Linked DNA regions of Homo sapiens: region 1 is linked to region 2. A link is an interaction called in ENCODE POLR2A ChIA-PET data of the cell type or tissue named here. Cell type or tissue: PC-9. All regions are shown on one strand. Links, peaks and the distances in the headings refer to the core of each region. The heading gives the core; the rest is flanking DNA.

Region 1 (8,885 bases), core at 1-8,000, 94 kb after region 2:
GGTCCCGTGTCACATGCTCCAGGGCGCAGCTCTTGTCCACCTTTACCTGGAGGGAGGGGGAACCAGATCAGCCCCTGCCAAGCCTTGGGGAGTGTGGGAAGTAGCCAGGGCGGACCTGGCTCAGAGCCAGGGTCAGTGCCCCACCGCTGCCCTCTCTGGGAATCTCCCTGCCCTGGCCTCTGCTTCTCTAACTCTGCAATGCCCCTGGAGTCTCTTGCAAAGTCTGAGGCTCTCCCTCTCTGCAGCTGCCATTTGCCTCAGTCTTCCTGCCCAAATATGGGCCATCGGCCCTTGCCCCTGAGTATATCACAAATATATAAGCAGCCCTGAGGTGGCTTTGGGGCTTAGCTAGGAGAGAAGGTTGAAAGCAGCCTATGCTCCCCTGGTACCTGGTTTCTGGAAAAGGTCTGCCCTGGCCTCTGCCACCCTCCCAGGACCCCTGGAGAGAGCCCAGAGAGAGAGCAGGGCCTCTGCCCCTTGAGTCTGGGAGCCTGGAGGTCAGCATCTTCTCTCTGAGGGTAACAGAAGGGGTCAGGATTGGCTGGGAAGTCTCAGAGTAAGAGTCACATGGGAGGTCCAGACTCAGAACCCTGGAGCAGCCTGGCCCTATGATGGGGAGTGGGGGCTCAGGCCCACATGTGACTCCAGCTGTCTCTGTCCCTCTGTCCCTCTGTCCCTCAGTGGGCTGAGGCCCAGCCCATGGCTCCTATGGCCTCCCCCAATATCTATGATATGTCCCATCATCCCTCTCCCGTGGAACGGGGACACTTTTCCCCTAGGTAGTGAAGGGCTGAGCATGACATGTAACACAGGACACGACATAGGAGCTATGGGCTGGGAGTCGGGGAACCTGGGTATTAAGAGGGGACTTGCTTGGGAAGATTTGCTCCTTGACATAATCCAAGGCATCACTGTAGGTGGCCCCCAGGTCCATTTTAGCCCAAATAACCAAAGATCCGTGATGTCAAAGACAAATCTTCCTAGGAGATCCTGGCCCCATGGGATGCTCTGCCTGCCCCAAGCCAGATTGTGGCTACTGTTGCCACAGTCCCCAGTACAGCACAGGGGGCTGAGGTCTGCAGGGCTGAATGGTCATTGCAGACAGAGAGGGAGGCCCAGAGCTGAGAGCCAGCCTGCCCTGGACTTCATGGTCAAACTGAAAAGGGAGCTGTCGGCTCACTCTGCAGCACTCTCTGGCCTGGGCCCACCTGCTGCTTCCAGCTGAGGCCAGGCTTAGAAAGGATGCATGCTGCCACCAGTCTAGTTCCAGCCCACCACTTATCTGCTTTCCAGTTTAAGACAAGTTACTTAATTTCCTTAGGCCTCCATTTCATCTGTAAAACAAGGACAGCACCACCTACTATGAGGGGCTGTAGTGAGGACTATAGAAGGTAACAACAATGCCCCATAGCAGTGACATAATCAAGGGGTAGTCTGGGGTAAGGAGGGGCAGGGTCCTCTCCTAGATCACACGCAGTGGGAAAGGAGACACAGAGCTGTCCATGTCCACAGACTGCATCGCACCTCATCGAAAGCCTTGTTTTTGCCTCGGTTAATCCCTTCATTGAGGGCTTTGATCCAGGATTCCTTCTCCTCCCCGGTGGGTGCCTGGAATTTGATGTCGCTGACCTGTGGGCAAGATGGATGGAGTAGATGGCAGATGTTTAACAAAGCTCACATTTGGCATCTTAAGGAGGCTTCCTTACCTAGATCCCAAAGTCAAACCAAAATGACCCCACAGTTAAGTATGACACTGGGGCTTTGGGCCAGGAAAGGGAAAGATCTCACAGAGAAGCCCTCCCCACTGCCCACCAGTATGCAGCTGGGTCTAGATTCGAATCAGCCTGGCCTTGTGGAAAGAGCCCGGATCTGGTCCAGCTCCATGGGACTCCCCCAGGCCAGCTGCCTGGGCTCTGGGCTTCCGTTTACTCTGAAAAGTAGGAATAGCCCCAGTCTACATTCAAACCCACCCCACACCACCCATGAGTCCTTTCCCAATTCAGGTAGGAGCTCTGAGCTCCTGTTAGAATCAGAGGGTGGCTCAGAGAACCCTGACCCTGCCAGGCCCAATGGCCAGACAGGAAATAAGAGGAAGGAGTGAGGTCATGGAAACTGAGGGGCTGCCTCACGCAGTGGACAAGGCAGTAGGGCCTCTGAGCAGGACAGTCCACCACTTACAGGTGTCTGACCTCAGGCCTCAGTTTCTTCAACTGTAAAAGAGAATACCACCAGAACCTGCCTCATGGAGCCATGAAGATCATTTTTAAAATGATGTATCCAATTTGTACACCCATGCTCATAGCATTGTTCACAACAGCCAAAAGGTGGAAGCAACCTCAGTGTCCACTGACAGATGAATGGATAAGCAAAATGTGGTCCATACGTACAATGGATTATCAGCCAGCCTTAAAAAGGAAGAAAAATCTGACACATGCTACAACAGGGATGAACCTTGAAAACATTGTGCTAAGTGAAATAAGCTGGACACAAAAAGACAAAAACTGTACAATTCCACCTATATGAGGTACCTAGAGTTGTCAAAATCATAGAGACAGAGAGGAGAGTGGTGGTTGCCAGGGGCTGGGGAGAGGGGCAATGGGGCATTATTATTTAATGGGCATAGAGTTTTAGTTTTACACGATGGAGAGTTATGTGATGGATGGTGGTGATAGCTGTACAACACCATGAATGTATTTAATGCCGCTGAATTGTGCAATTTCAAACTGGAAAAGATGGTAAATTTTTTTTTACCACAGTTTTTTATTTTTTAATTGAGGGAAAAAAGATATATCTAAAGTACTAAATCTGGAGCTAGGCAGAGTGAATACTCAGTAATAGGAATTAGCACCATTGCCTTCCCTCTGGACAAAACAGTTTGTTTCCTCGTCTGTAAGATGGGATAACACTGCCTACTACCAAGCAATGATGGGGAAATTAAACATGATTAAAAGCAGGGACTGGCACATAGTAGGTGCTCAGTAAATAGTTCTTGAATGAATGAGCCAAAAAATTAATGAACTGGCTCAAGTTTCCTTCCCTCACCATTTTTGGACCACTGCCTACTCTCTGACCTCAAGATGCCCTAGTTCTTTGTTGGCGGTCGCCAGCTTGCCCATCCTCCACCCTGGTGTTAGATAGTACCTCCCCTCCCTCCACTCTCCAGTTATGTAACACCGAGGTCGGCCTGGCCCCCTCAGCATCCTCATTATATAATTTCCTCCTGGCTGCCACTGCCTCCTCCTCATGCAGGGCCCTGGGTCCCACCCCCACCATGCCAGGCACAGCCAAATGCTCATTTGCATGACCAGGGTAAATTTGATCCTGGAAGCAGATCTTCAGTTAAGTCAGAAACCCCAGGGCACCTTGGCAACTGCCTCAGCTCAGCCATCAGGGCTGCTGGGGGCTCAGAGACAGACCACACTGCATCTGGGGTCGCTAAGGCCACCCAACTCTGTGACGGGACCTGCTAGAAAGGGAGTCTGGGGCCAGCCCTTCTACCCAGCTGCTCCTCCTATTCACAGGCTCAGAGCTGGTGTGACCCCTGCATGGTACAGGATTTAGCATCCAGGGAGCTTGAAAAGTGTACAGCTGAACTCAGGAGCCAATGGAACAAGAGGAGGCCAGAGAAGAGCAGGCCTAGAAGTCAGATTACCAAGTTCTACTCGCTTCATTACTCTGGACCTCAAAGGGACAAGAACAGAACCACTGGACCCAGCCCAAACTGCAGCTCCTTCCCCACTGGCCCAGCCCACCTGAAGCAGGCTGCCTCGGCTCTCTTCTGCTCCCTTGTGAGAAGCAGAAATGGCCTCAGAGAAGACCTATTGTGCAAGCCAAAAGGCTCCCACAGGAGAAGGAAGACAAGGTTAAACAGGACCCAGCTCCACCCTCCTAAGGAACCCTGTATCTGGCTGAACGAGCCAGGCATTCCACAAGGATGACCACAATAGAAACAATTAGAATACCAAGAAGTTACCAGCCTGGGCAACATAGTGAGACCCCATCTCTACAAAAAATATGAAAATTAGCCAGGCATGACGGTGTGTGCCTGCAGTCCCGGCTACTCAGAAGCTGAGGTGGGAGGATCACCTGAGCCTAGGAGGCAGAAGTTGCAGCAAGCTGAGATAATGCCACTACACTCCAGCCTGGGTGACAGAGTGAGATCCTGTCTCAAAAAATAAGAATACCAAGAAGCTGTGCCTCTCCCCAAAAACCATCCTGAAGGGCCACAGGCTGTACAGGTCCCTGCCCTGAGAACTTCCAAGAAGCCCCAGGGACATAGGCACTGCTAGGAGCTTAGATGCTAACAGGACTGGCCACAGACTAGGCCCACAAGGCCTGGGAAAAGGTTAAGGACAAAATGGCAGAGAGGAAAAAAGTGGGAGGGGAAGAGAGGAGGCAGGAAAGAGGAAAGGGCCAAGCTGGCTGAGACCAGCAGGGCAGCAAGGCCCAGCAGTGGCCACCCTGCTTCCTGGCAGCGTCTGCCTGTGACCTCATGGGCAGGGGTGTGGGGCTGGAGAAGCAGGGGGAGAGGGGCATGTAAGACATTGGAGTCTTTGTTTATTTGATTAGAGGGGAAAAAAGGCGGCCTCAGGACCAGACAGCCAGGGTCATGTGACCTCCTGGCCGGCTGGAGGCCTCACTGAGGACGGGGAACACCCAGGCTGCTGAGAAAGGAGGGTGAGAGGATGTGGGAATGTGGTGCCCTGGGCCAGGTCCACCAACTGACCTCTGGAGAGCCCCAATCTGTGTGAGCTCCTGGGGTGGGGAGGGTCAGGGACCCTTGAGCTGGAACCAGGATGCACTGTTTCATCCGCAGCACCCACCACTTGCTCCACAGCCCCATCTCCTGTTCTCAGAGCCAGCCTAAATTCTTGTCCTGTTCTCAGAGCCAGCCTAAATTCTTGCAGGGTTGGGGGCTGGTAGGGAGGGTGTTGGCTGAAGCAGCTGAGAACACAGCTGCACAAACAGGCTTCTCTGAAGGTGATGTCCCACCCTGAGCTGAGCCAAGCCCACCTAGTCTATCACCAGCTGATTCTCAGAGCTGGGGAAGAGATGGCCCACAGAACAGCACAGGCAGAGGCCAGAGAGGCTAGGTCCCCCTCCACCCCACATCCACATAGCATACTAAGACACACACCCAGACAGACACACGGCCAGGTGAGCACTCACCTGCATTAAAAAAAGATACACACATAAGGGCCAGACACACAGGTGGCAGATCTTCACACAGAACATACTTTGCATCTCATCTCTCTCAAACACACATCCACATATACAGTGCCCACTCAGGAAGGAAGTGGGTCTCCAGGACAGGGTAGGGGCTCCAGGCCTTGAAAAGATTAAAATGTGACTCTTTTTGTCCTCAAAGAGCCCTAAGCAGCAGATGTCAAGTGAAACCTGGGCCCAGTCCCATGAGCCCTCATAACACTATAATTATACCAGCCGCTACCCTGGGATACACTTCCAGCTCCCTAGTATCACAGCTCCACAGCCCCCTCCACTGCTATCTTGGTTGCTTCTGCGCCCCCACCCCCTGCACAGTAGGACAAAGGGTCAATGAGTAAAGCATTGTGGTCTTCAGGGTCTGCAGAGGACTGGGCTCCTATCCCCTAAAGCTGGGGGAGAAACAGAATGGCCTCCAGCAGGCCCAGACCAGACTTGCTCCCCAACTCCCAGCCTCTGTGACTCAGCCCTATTCTGCGAGGCTCCACATGACATGCAGAGGACAAGGCAAGGAATGGCCCAGCCGCAGATGGGTGCAAGCTGGCGAGAGGTGCTGTGCATGCCAGCCTCAAATCTGAACTCGCTCCTGACATCTGTGAAGCTACACCATGTGTCAACACCCACCAGACTCCCCGCCAGAGAAATGTGGTGCAAACAGCAAACTTCATCTGTACACACAGCATGTCCCAGGGAAAGACTCTCTCAAGCCAGGGACCTTCCCCAGCTACAGCCAAGAAAGGAAAGTGCAAGGGGAGGAAAGCTGGGGGGCTGCAGGCCTCCTAGTCCTTAGTCCAGGGTGGGCCCACCCACAAAGGCCTGGGATGAAGGGAGGCCACACACTCCCCCTCTGCCCCAGGCTGCATCACGGTGTTGAGGCCTGGCAGGGTGGAGGCCTCAACCACAGCTCTCCTGCCTCAGCCCTGGGCCTCCCCCAGGGTCTGGGGTACAGCCAAGTGCCCCACCTCCCAAAGGCTACTTTCCAACTACAGCCTGGGATGGAGGCCCTGGGCCTGCAAGAGGAAAAGGGGAGCAGAGGTCTCTCAACAGAGCCCTAAGTGCATCTCTTATCAACTAGGGGCTTGGAAGATTCCGAGACAAAATGAGCAAAGGTCTGACCTATGGTGGCTGCTAGGGCTGAGCCTCAGCCACACGCAACGGAAAACAGGCTTTTTCAAGGGGCCAGGCCTGCCTTAAACCTGCTTAGGCCTCCCAAGCTGACTCTGGGCTAGAGGGAGATGGGGCAGCAGCAGGCATCGCCCTACCTTGTTCCCTGGGGATCGCAGCAGGATAAAGCGGTGTTTTCGCTTGAGGAGGGCACGAAGGTCCTGGCACTTCTCATAGCTGCCCAGCTCCACAGTCTCCACACACTTCTGATCATCCTGGGGAGGGAGACAGAAGGGACATGAGCTGGTGACAGTCAGACCCACCACCACCCTCAACTACTCATGTCCCAGACCCTGATCCCACTCAGCGAGGACATCACTTGGTTAGAGGGAGGACCTCAGGCTGCCAATCAGTCACCAAGATGTGGTGTCCAGACCCTGGCAAGTGCATGCTGGCTGGAGGGATGCCCACAAGGCTCCCCATCCAGATGGGAGATGGGCACATAGCCCAGAGGCGCGTATGTGCCTAAGGCCAGAGGAGGAAACAGAGGGGAAGCTAGAGAGGATAAGAAAAGGCTGTCTGGGGTCCAGCCATGCCCAGAGGCCAGGCAGAGATCTGTGGAAGAGAAAGCCAGAAGAAGAATGCAGGATGCCACAAAATGGCAGGCAGGGAGTGGGATGGGGACGGGGGACAACGACTTTCCAGGAAGAGCCAGAGGGAAGTGTGAACAAGGCAAATTTGGGGCTACATGCCCTGCCTTCAGCACAGCCATCCTGAATTGTGCTCCTCACTCAGCATCACCCCCTGCGGAGCCCTGGCTTGGGAGAGCAGCACCTCATCCAAGGCTGCAGGCTACATACAAGCAACAGGCAAGGGCTCCTTGAAGCGCATCCCATCCCCACCCCACCACTCGGAGGCCTCATCATTAGGAGGGCCAGTGGCCAGAACAGTGCCCAGCCTCTTCCCGGCCATCTCTGGACACCAGCCAGACTGTCTTCCTGCCCACCACTCCTGACATTTGAGTGTTTTCTCCACAGGCTCCACCCATCAGGTGCCTGTCCAGCAAGCTGCCTGGGAAAAGCTCCTCCCTCAGTGGTGGTCAACTGGTCCTCTTCCAGGGAAGACCCAACTGGAACAACTTCCTGGGTGTGGCACTCTGTCATCCAGGAGAGTCCAGGGAAGCAGAAGCAGATCCTTTGGTGGGGGAGGGTACACCACCCTGGGACGGGCCAAAAAGTTAAGGAAACCCTTGCTGATGTTTAACAGAAGAAATCTGACACTTAGTGAGCACTTCTGCATCCCTGAGTCTCTGAACCTCACAATAACCCTGAAAGCCTGCAGCCCCATATCTGCCTCATTTTAGAAGGAAAGAATGAGGCCTGGAGGTGAAGGGATTTGCCCTAGGCACACAGACCCAAATATAAGGGGCAGGGCCCCAACTCAAACCACAGCCTCTGACTCCCAGGCCAGGGCCCTTTCCAGCACAGCACACTCCTTCCAGTCACAGGCAGTAGGTTGCTCTGCACGAGGGGTCCTCCAAGGTTGGGACCTAGGCCAGCAGCATTCGCACCACCTGAGAGCTTGTTAGAAATGCAAACTCCCGGCTGGGTGCGGTGGCTCACACCTGTAATCCCAGCACTTTGGGAGGCCGAGGCGGGCAGATCACGAGTTCAGGAGATCGAGACCATACTGGCCAACACAGTGAAACCCCATCTCTACTAAAAAAAATACAAAAAAAAATTAGCCGGGCAGTTAGCCGGGCGTGGTGGCGGGCACCTGTAGTCCCAGCTACTTGGGAGGCTGAGGCAGAAGAATGGCGTGAACCCAGGAGGCGGAGCTTGCAGTGAGCCAAGATCGCTCCACTGCACTCCAGCCTGGGCAACAGAGCGAGACTCTGTCTCAAAAAAAAAAAAAAAGAAAAAGAAAAAGAAATGCAAACCCCCAGGCCTCATCCCCACTCAATCATTACACCTAAGAGGGTGGGCCTGGCAATCTGCGTTCTAACTAGCCCCCAGGGATTTTGATGGATGCGAATTTTTTTTGTTTTTTGTTTTTTTGAGACAGAGTCTCACTCTGTCGCTCAGGCTGGAGTGCAGTGGCATGATATCGGCTCACTGCAACCTCTGCCTCCTGGGTACCTGCGATTCTCCGGCCTCAGCCCCCCGAGTAGCTGGGATTACAGGTGCCTACCACCACGCCCGGCTAATTTTTGTAGAGACATGGTTTCACCATGTTGGCCAGGCTGGTCTCGAACTCTTGACCTCAAGTGATCCACCTGCCTCAGCCTCCCAAAGAGTTGGGATTACAAGCATGAGCCACCAAGCCTGGCCTGGATGCGAACAGTTAAGAACCACTGCTACCAGCCTGGCCAACATAATGAAACCCTGTCTCTACTAAAAATACAAAAATTAGCTGGGCATGGTGGCATGAGCCTGTGGTCCCAGCTACTCAGGAGGCTGAGGCAGAAGAATCGCTTGAACCCAGGAGGCGGAGGCTGCAGAGAGCCGAGATAGCACCACTGCACTCCAGCCTGGGTGACAGAGGGCGACTCCTTCTCA
Region 2 (9,025 bases), core at 554-8,553:
CTTCGGTTTAATGTACCTGTATCTTGGGGTTTTTTTCCACTTAATTTATCCTGGAGCTCTTTCCATAACAACACTTGGAAAGCACTCTCATCCTTTTTTCACTGCTGAACAGAATTCCACTGTGTGGATGGAACATACTCTATTTCACCAGTCCCCTGTAGCCAGTCACTTGGTTTGTTTCCAATCTTTTGCTTTTTCAGAGTAATAACCTTGTATGTCTATCATTTTGTATGCATACAGGTTTATATGTAGGAAAAATTCCTAGAGTAGGATTGCTGGACCAATGGATAAAAGTATATTGTGGACAGACAATGCCAAATTGCCTTTCAGAGACTGTGGCCCTGTGCACCCCATCAGGCATGTGTGACTACCAAAGCTCCTGTCAGCTGTTTTATTTTATCTCCTTTCCAGTCTCAGGCTCAATGCAGAACTTTGAGGTAAGCTTTTCTAAAATGTAGGCTCCTAAACGCCACAGCCAGCTCTGCCACATGAAGGAGAGCTCAAATGAGACAGAAACAGCCTCTGGGCAGGATTTCTATCCTGCACAGATATATTTTCCACATTCTGGGAAACCGTGAAGCTTCCAGAGCCACAATTCCCCAGAAACACATCCCCCTGCTGGTACAGCCAAGCCCCAGAACAAGCTGTGCTTGCCTGGCACCTCAAAGCCAAGCACCATGGATGCCACTTGCTATGGGTGCCTGCAATTTCAAATAATGAGAAATAAGAAATTTCAGCTTCTCAGTCCCTCTAGCCAACATTTCAGGTGCATGACAGCCTCAGGTGGCAAGCAGCTACTCTGCCGGACAGGGCAGAAGATGGAACACCCCATCCCTGGGGAAGATCACGAGGTCAGGAGATCAAGACCATCCTGGCTAACACAGTGAAACCCCGTCTCTACTGAAAATACAAAACATTAGCTGGGTGTGGTGGCAGGCACCTGTAGTCCCAGCTACTCAGGAGGCTGAGGCAGGAGAATGGCGTGAACCTGGGAGGTGGAGGTTGCAGTGAGCCAAGATTGCGCCACTGCACTCCAGCCTGGCAACAGAGTAAGACTCCATATCAAAAAAAAGAGAAAAGAAGAAGAAAGAAAGAAAGAAGAAGAAGAGGAAGAAGAAGAAGTGGAAGAAGAAGGAAAGAGGAAGAGGAGAAGCAGGAGAAGAACAAGGAGAAGAAGAAGGAGAGAGAAGAAGAGACAAGAAGAAGGAGAAGAAGGAGAGAGAAGAGACAAGAGAAGAAGGAAGAAGGAGGAGGAGAAGGAAGAAGAAAAGGAGAAGAAAGAAGAAGAAGGAAGAAGAAAGAACAACAAAAAGAAGGAGAAGAACAAGGAAGAAGAACAACTAAGGAGAAGGAAGAAGGAGAAGAAGAAAGAAGAACAAAAAGAAAGAAGAAGGAGAAGGAAGAAGAAGGAGGAGGAGAAGGAGAAGAAGAAGGAGAAGAACAAGGAGAAGGAGAGAAGAAGAAGAGACAAGAAGAAAGAAGGAGAAGAAGAAGGAAGAAGAAAAGGAAGAAGAAAAGAGGAAGGAGGAGGAAGAAGGAGAAGAAGGAAGAATAAGGAAGAAGGAGAACAAGGAGAAGGAAGAAGAAAAGAAGAAGGAGAAGGAGGAAGAAGGAGAAGAAAGAGGAGAAGAAGGAAGAAGAAGGAGAAGGAAGAAGAAAAAGAGGAAGAAGGAGAAGAGGGAAGAAGAAGAAGGAGAAGACGACGAACGAAGGAGGAGAGGAGGAAGAAGAGGAAGGAAGAAGAAAGAAGAAGAAAAGAAAAGGAAGAAGAAGGAGAAGAAGAGAAGAAGGAGAGGAGGAAGAAGAAGGAAGAACTAAGAAGGAAGAGAAGGAGAAGAAAAGGAGAACTAAGAAGGAAGAAGAAAGGAAAAGAAGGAGAAGAAGAAAGAACTAAGAAGACGAAGGAGAGGAAGAAGAAGAAGAAGAAAAGAATAAGGAACAAGAAAGAAGGAGAAGAAGAAGAAAAGAAAGAAGAAAGAATAATAAGGAACAAGAAGAAAGAGGAAGAAGAAAGGAGAAAAGAAAGGAAGAAGAAAAGAGGGAGGAGAAAGAAGAAGAAAAGAGGAAGAAGAAAGAAGAAGGAGAAAAGAAGAAGAGGAAGAAGAAAGAAAAGAAGAGGAAAGAAGGAAGAAGAAAGGAAAGAAAGGAAGAAGATAGAGGAAGAAAGAAGAAAAAAAGAAACAATAGAAGAAGAGGAAGAAAAGAAAAAAGAAAAAGAGAAGAAAGAAGAGGGAAGAAAGAAAAGAGGAAGAAGAAAGAATGAAGAAGAAAGAGGAAGAAGAGGAAAGAAGAAAAGAAGAGGAAAGAAGAAAAGAATAAGGAAGAAGAAAAAAAGGAAGAAGAAAGCAGAAGAAAGAAAAGAGGGAAGAGGAAGAAGAACGAAGAAAAGAGGAAAGAAGAAGGAGGAGAAGAAGGAGAAGAACAAGGAGAAGAAGAAAGAAGAAGGGAGAAGGAGAAGAAAAGAAGGAGAAGAAAGAAAAGAAGGAGAAGGAAGAGGAAGAAGAAGGAAGAAGAAGAAGAAGGAGAGAAGAAAGAAGAAAAGGAGAAGGAAGAAGAAGAACTAAGAAGAAGGAGGAAGAAAGAAGGAGAAGGAAGAAGGAGAGGAGAAGAAGGAAGAAGGAGAAGGAAGAGGAGGAAGAACTAAAGAAGAAGGAGAAGGAAGAGGAAGAAGAAGAAGGAGAGAAGAAAGAAGAAAAGGAAGGAGGAGGAAGAAGAAGGGAGGAGGAGGAGAAGAAAAGGAGAACTAAGAAGAAGAAAGGAAAAGAAGGAGAAGAAAGAAGAACTAAGAAGAAGGAGAGGAAGAATAAGAAGGAAAGAAGAAAGAAAAAAGTAAAAGAAGAAGAAAGAAGGAAGAAGGAAAGAAGAGGAAGAACTAAGAAGAAGAAAGAGGAGGAAAGAAGAAAGAAGAATAAGGAACAAGAAAGAAGGAGAAGAAAGAATAAGAAGAGGAAGAAGAAAAAGAAGAAAAGAAGGAAAGAAGAAAGGAGAAAAAGGAAGAAAAAAGGAAGAAGAAAGTAGAAAGCGGAAGAAAGAAAAGAAAGTATAAGAAGGAAGAAGAAGAAAGAAGGAAAGAGGAAGAAAAAAGAGAGGAAAGAAGAAAGGAAGAAGGAGGAGAAGAACAAGGAGAAGAAAGAACTAAGAAGGAGAAGAAGGAGAGACAAGAAGAAAAGAAGAAGAGGAAGAAAGAGAAGGAAGAAGAGGAAGAAGAACTAAGAAGAAGGAGAAGAAGAGAAGGAAGGAGAAGGAAGAAGGAGAAGAAGAAAGAGAAGAAAAGAAGAAGGAGAAGAGACAAGGAGAAGAAAGGAAGAAGGAGGAGGAAGAAGGAGGAGAAGGAGAAGAAAAGAAGAAGGAGAAGGAAGAAGAAAAGAAAGGAGGAGGAGGAGAAGAGGAAAGAAGGAGGAAGAAGGAGAAGAAGAAAGAAGAAAGGAGAAGAACTAAGAAGAAAAAGGAGAGGAAGAAGAAGAAGGAAGAAGGGGAAGAAGAAGGAGAAGGAGAAGAAGAAAGAAAAGACGAAGAAGGAGAGGAGGAAGAAGAAGACGAAGGAAGAAGAAGAAAAGAAGGAGAAGAAGAACGAAGGAGAAGGAAGGAGGAGGAGAAGGAGAAGAAGACGAAGGAAGAAGAAAGTAAGAAGAAGGAGAAGACGGTGACGAAGGAAGAAGAAGGAGAAGGAAGAAGGAGAAGAACTAAGAAGAAGAAAGGAGGAGGAGAAGAAAACTAAGAAGGAGAAGAAGAAGAAGGAGGAAGAAGAAAAGAAGGAAAGAGGAAGAAGAAAGAAGAAGGAGGAAGAACTAAGAAGAAGGAGAAGGAAGAAGGAAGAAAGAAAAAGAACGAAGGAGGAGGAGAGGAAGGAGAAGGAAGAAGAAAAAGAAGGAGAAGGAAGAAGGAGAAGAATAAGAAGAAGAAAGGAGGAGAAGGAAGAAGAAGAAAGAGGAAAGAAGAAGAAGAAAAAGTAGAAGGAAAGAAGAAAGAAAAAGATGAAGAAAGAGGAAGAAGAATAAGGAAGAAGAAGAAAGAGAAGAAAGAAGAAGAAAAGAAGGAAGAAGAGGAAGAAAAGAAGGAAGAAGAAGAAAGGAAGAACTAAGAAGAAGAAAGAAGAGGAAAGAAGAAGAAAAAGAAGATAGAAGATGGAAGAAGAAAGAAAAGAAAGAAGAATAAGAAGGAAGAAGAAAGAAGAGCAGAAGGAAAGAAGAAGAAGAAAAGAAAGGAAGAAGAGGAAAGAACAAGAGGACGAAGAGAAAAGAAAAAGAAAGAAGGAAAGAAGAAAGAAAAAGAAGAGGAAGAAGAAAGAAGAAGAAAGAATAAGAAGGATGAAGAAGAGGAAGAAAGAAGAAAAGAGGAAAGAAAGAAGGAAGAAGAAAGGAAAGAAGAAGAAAAGGAAAGAAGGAAGAAGAGGAAGAAGGAGGAAAGAAGAAAAGGGAAGAAAAAGAAAATAAGGAAGAAGAAGAGGAAGAAGAAAGAAGGAAAGAAAGAAAAAGAAGATAGAAGGAAAGAAGATAGAAGAAGAAAAGAAGAGAAGAAGAATAAGGAACAAGAAGAAAGAAGAAAGAAAAGGAAGAAGAAGAAGAAAGAAAAGAAAAAGAAAGAAGAGAAGAAAGAAGAGGGAAGAGGAAGAAGAAAACAGGAAGAAGGAAGAGGAAGAAGAAGAAAAGAAGAGGAAGAAGAAAAGAAAAAAGAGAAAAGAAAAGAAAGGGAAGAAGAAAGAAAAAGAAGAAAAGAGGAAGAAAAGAAAAAAGAAAAAAGAGGAAGAAGAAAAGAAAAAGAAAGAAGAAAGAGGAAGAAGAAAGAAGAGGAAAGAAGAAAGAAAAAGAGGAAAGAAGAAAGAAGAAGAAGAGAAGAAGAAGAAGAAGAAAAGAAAAAGAAGAAGAAATAAACAAAGTGTGCCAAGAGCTCAAAAGGACCATACCTGTTGGACGGGATTACAGGCCCTTGGACCCATCCTCATGAAAAAGATCAGTGTACAAACATTTGCCTCCTGGGCTCTGCATGACTGTGCATTTCAGTAGAATCACCTGGAGGTCTGTTAACAGTGATTTTTTAAAAAGCCCTTAAATGATGGTCATCTTCTGTTCAGGTGGCTCCACACGCTGAGGTCCCACGTGCCTGAAGGTCTGGCCCCTCCGGTTACATGGCTGTGCACCTCCTGGGGGCACTCGGGGCTGCGTTTGCTTTCTTCCTGATATTTTCTGTTAAAAACAAGAATCTTACTTCCTCTGTTGCCTAAGCTCTGCCTCACAGGACTGGTTTTATGTTTTAATTGCATGCCACAGTTTGTGTTAAAAGATGTAACAACTATATTTAAGAACATTTTGGGGAAAGAAAGGTAGCGTCCCTAATCTCTCTACCCTGAAATGAGTCTTAGCTTTTCCACCTTGCCTATAGCAGCTATGGGGGGGGGGGGGGGGGGGGGCGGTCCTTTCTTTTCCCTCAATAATATGCTAGAAACATTTCCCTCAGCAATATACTAGAAATATGTCAGGAGTGGTTTTCTTTGTTGCCTCATATCTAATGGAGACTTCACAACTATCAGTGGCTGCCTAGTGCCCCATTCTGTGGTTGCCCCATTATGTACCACGTCAGTGGGTATCACAGCGTTTAAGGCTTTTTCATCATGAGCTGATTTTGTTTTTAATGAGGGATTAGTACTAGAACCTTCTATCCTGCTTGTCTGATGATTCCACAGAACACTGAATCCCATATCAGGCTTTTGAGATTGGCATACTCAAATAAGTTGTGATGACCTCAGAAGGTTTATTTGACCAGATTTGACTGGTTCAACTCATATTAAGTCAGTTTTGGCTCCTATGTCTTAATGTTTGTGAAAAAAGTCTGGAGGTGGTTCCAGGCTTATTCCAAAATGGAAAAAAAATGTCAAGGTATAGAGGGCTGGTAAGGAAGAGATTATGGACAGCATCACTGGCTCCGGGGCTGTGAAGGTCACAGGGTTCAGTTTGGGCCAACACCCTCATTGCACAGATGGGGAAACCAGGGCCAGGAGGCACTGTAGTTTGCCCAAGGGAAAAGAGGGCAGGGCTAGGGGTAGGAATCTGGAAGGCCTAGAGCCAGCATCACAGCATTCTTGTCTGAGCAGCCCTTGGAGGGCCCTGCTGCATTCCAGTGGGGGCCACCCAGCTCCTGAGAAGCAGCCCAGCAGAGTACGCTCTTACCAGCCAGGTCCCTCCTGCCAATGGCCACGAGGCCCTCGAACAGCGCTTTGCTGGGGTTCTCACCAGCCGTGGCCACGCCATGCAGCCAAATGAGCAGCATTCGGTGGCCGTGCTCCTGATAGCTCCTGGTGCCTGAGAACAGTGAGGGAGGAGAGAGAGAGGGAGAAGGAGCCAATGGGGCCACTTGACCAGAGCGCCTGTCTATGCCACCCTGCACCGCCTCCTGAACATGCCCAGGTGGGAAAGAGGCCAAAAGCCTCCAAGGCCCTTCTCCATGCTCCAGCCAAGCTCAGCCTGGAGATAGGTAAGGGGAGTGGAGGAGCAGCCTCTCAGATGGGGAGGGAAGGGTTTGTGTCTTGGTCTCTAGAACCTCCCCAGCCCCAGGCCTTCTCCTGAACACCCACTATGCACTCTGTTGGTGTCACTCTGAATGGAGAAAGAATTGACTTTCATCGTTGTGGTACCATGATGCACAAATTGTATACTTCACCTCTCTGGCTGCTCAAAATAATCTGTGTCTTGCATGATAGTGGTCCTAATTTACAGATGAGAATACAGCTTAGTCAGAGATGGAGCTGGCCATGCTTTCCCCTGCACCAGTGGTTCTCAGACTCAGCTGCTCCTTGGAAACACCTAGGGCCCATGTCACCCCCAGAGATTCTCATGTACCTGGGACTGGGTGCAGCCTAGGCATTTAACGGTTTCAAAATTTCCCAGGTGGTTCCAACATACAACCATGTTTGGAAAATAATTGCCCACACGGCATGGGGTTAACATGTTATTCAGCTGGCTGTGATTCAGCTGGCTCTCCAGTGCTGTGGAAACAGACAGATGCTGGGCCACGCCCATCAGGTCCAGGTCACTCCATTCGCCCCTCTGACCTTCCGTGCCCCTCTTGGGGCCCTCAGCAGGCATGTCCTCACGGTACTGCCCTTGGTGTGGTGGCACTTCCGCTTGACCCAGCAGTCTCAACACCATTTATTAACTATCTCTGCCCCCGCCACTGTAATGTACAAGTGCTTCTTTATCATATATGAAAGTTCTTATCCGTAGCAGCGTTTACTTTTGAACTCTGCTCTATCCCAAATTGATATGCAAATGTCAATTTGCATATTTTTGTGTCAGGAATCTTTTTTTTTTCCTTTGGGAGACAGAGTCTCACTCTGTCCCCCAGGCTGGAGTGTAGTGGTGGGATCTCGGCTCACTGCAAACTCTGTGTCCCGGGTTCAAGCGATTCTTAAACCTCAGCCTGTCGAGCAGCTGGGATTACAGGACCCGACCATCATGCCCAGCTAATTTTTGTATTTTTAGTAGAGACGGGGGATTCACCATGTTGGCCAGGCTGGTCTCAAACTCCTAACCTCAGGTGATCTGCCCACCTTGGCCTCCCAAAGTGCTGAGATTACAGGTGGGAGCCACTATGCCTGATCCAGATATCTCTTTATGTTAATTTTATTTTGGCTTTATAAAAGGCTGAGTCTGCTTGGGTTAGATCCCCTTTATTGTTTTCCCCCAGAATGTTCACTTTTATATCCCTGTTTATTCTTCCAGACAAATTGTAGAATACTTCAGTCAAGTTTCAAAAACCTATTTTGATTAAAATTAGATCAAAGTTTTAATCTAATTGGAGAAAAACTGATATTTATATGATACTTTTTCTTGCCACAAATACAGAATGTCATTCCATTTACACAAGTCTTTTATAGTTGAACCATTATTGTTTTATTCATATGTGTCATCTGTATTTGTCTTTTAGGTTTTCCAGATGAAACACACACACCATTGTAAATGGAATCTCTTTTAAAAGATTCTCTCTCTATATTTTTTGCCCATTTAGCCATGGTTCATAGGAGTTCTGTGGTGTTAGTATATTTTCTATATTTAGCCATTTCCTTGAATTATTTGATTAATTCTAAGATTTTTTTAGTTGATTCCTCTGGACGTCCTATGTATATTAAGTATTCCATCTGAAATCAATAAGTCTCTCTCTTCCTTTACAATATTTACACTCCTTATTTCTATTTCCTTTTCACACCTTAGTACCAGGGCCAAAATTTCCATATAGATGTTGAATAATAGTGACAACAGCAGGCCCTCTTCTTTTTACCAAGAATGGTTTTAGTTTAGGTATAAACAGTGGGTATCAGTTTGGGCTGATTGGTGAAGAATGTGAAATTCACAATCAATGGGGAGAGGCAGAGTGTGCACCCTGTGCAGAGGCCTGGAGGAGGGACAGAGCACCAGGTGTGTTGGACAGTGTGGGACCAGGCTGTGGGTTGCACAGGCCCTTTCACCAGAAGCACAGAAAACTGAACACATTTCAGGTGTCCCACCCCTCCGCCCAATGGTTGCTTAGGGCGAGGAGAGGCAAGGTGGTACCTGTCCACTGTTGCTCGATGGCGTCGACATGTGCCTCCGTGAACTCCCAGGAATATGCCAGCTTCTTCCACTCACGGGGCTGCAGATACCTGGAGGCCAGCCGCCACAGCACAGAACGGAGCTGCTGTGTTTCCTGCCGATGGTCCTGCTTAAAGGACAAGCTCTTCCCAGAGGGATCACTGGGGTGGTCCTGTGGGGCAGATCCCAAAAGTGCAGAAGCTCTCCCTCATGATCCCAGACAGGGGCAGTGCCGAGCCGAGGCCCCTATGACCCTCCTACCACCTCTGCTGGGGTGCCTGGGAGCTGGAGTCAGCAAGGGCCAGGGGCTTAATGTCCTCTCTTCTGGTTTCTCACTCCATGCCTTGCCTTGACCTCTGGAACCCAAGTTGCTCCCACTGTTCTTCCACCCGGAATTCCTCTGCTCACCTTCCTGCCCCTCAACCTCATTGTCATAGTCAAAAGACTACCCATGTGCTACTTCC

The links. ChIA-PET counts read pairs that join two places held together with the same protein. Peaks named below come from ENCODE experiments on the same cell type or tissue, not always from the same donor. Only the 100,000 strongest peaks of a DNase experiment are listed, where the experiment ranks them.
Region 1: POLR2A ChIA-PET joins it to region 2 with 5 read pairs; 8 of 35 experiments call an interaction of 5 or more read pairs at or near these places.

What each region holds. Positions count from the first base shown.
Region 1 is chr15:64,852,638-64,861,522 of GRCh38, reverse strand. PLEKHO2 (pleckstrin homology domain containing O2) reads right to left here. Exons shown (of 6, transcript NM_025201.5): 3 at 6,486-6,602; 4 at 1,525-1,629; 5 at 1-46. Among named protein-coding and RNA genes, the nearest start is that of PLEKHO2, 15 kb to the right of the region's middle. RefSeq lists an enhancer at 7,115-7,683. In PC-9, for the core only: no CTCF peak of the experiment used is centred there; no DNase peak of the experiment used is centred there.
Region 2 is chr15:64,947,112-64,956,136 of GRCh38, reverse strand. It overlaps ANKDD1A (ankyrin repeat and death domain containing 1A), which reads right to left. Exons shown (of 15, transcript NM_182703.6): 13 at 8,544-8,733; 14 at 6,165-6,296. Among named protein-coding and RNA genes, the nearest start is that of SPG21, 38 kb to the left of the region's middle. RefSeq lists enhancers at 8,170-8,670, 8,671-9,025. In PC-9, for the core only: no CTCF peak of the experiment used is centred there; a DNase peak (open chromatin) is centred at 4,956; H3K27ac peaks cover 1,100 bases.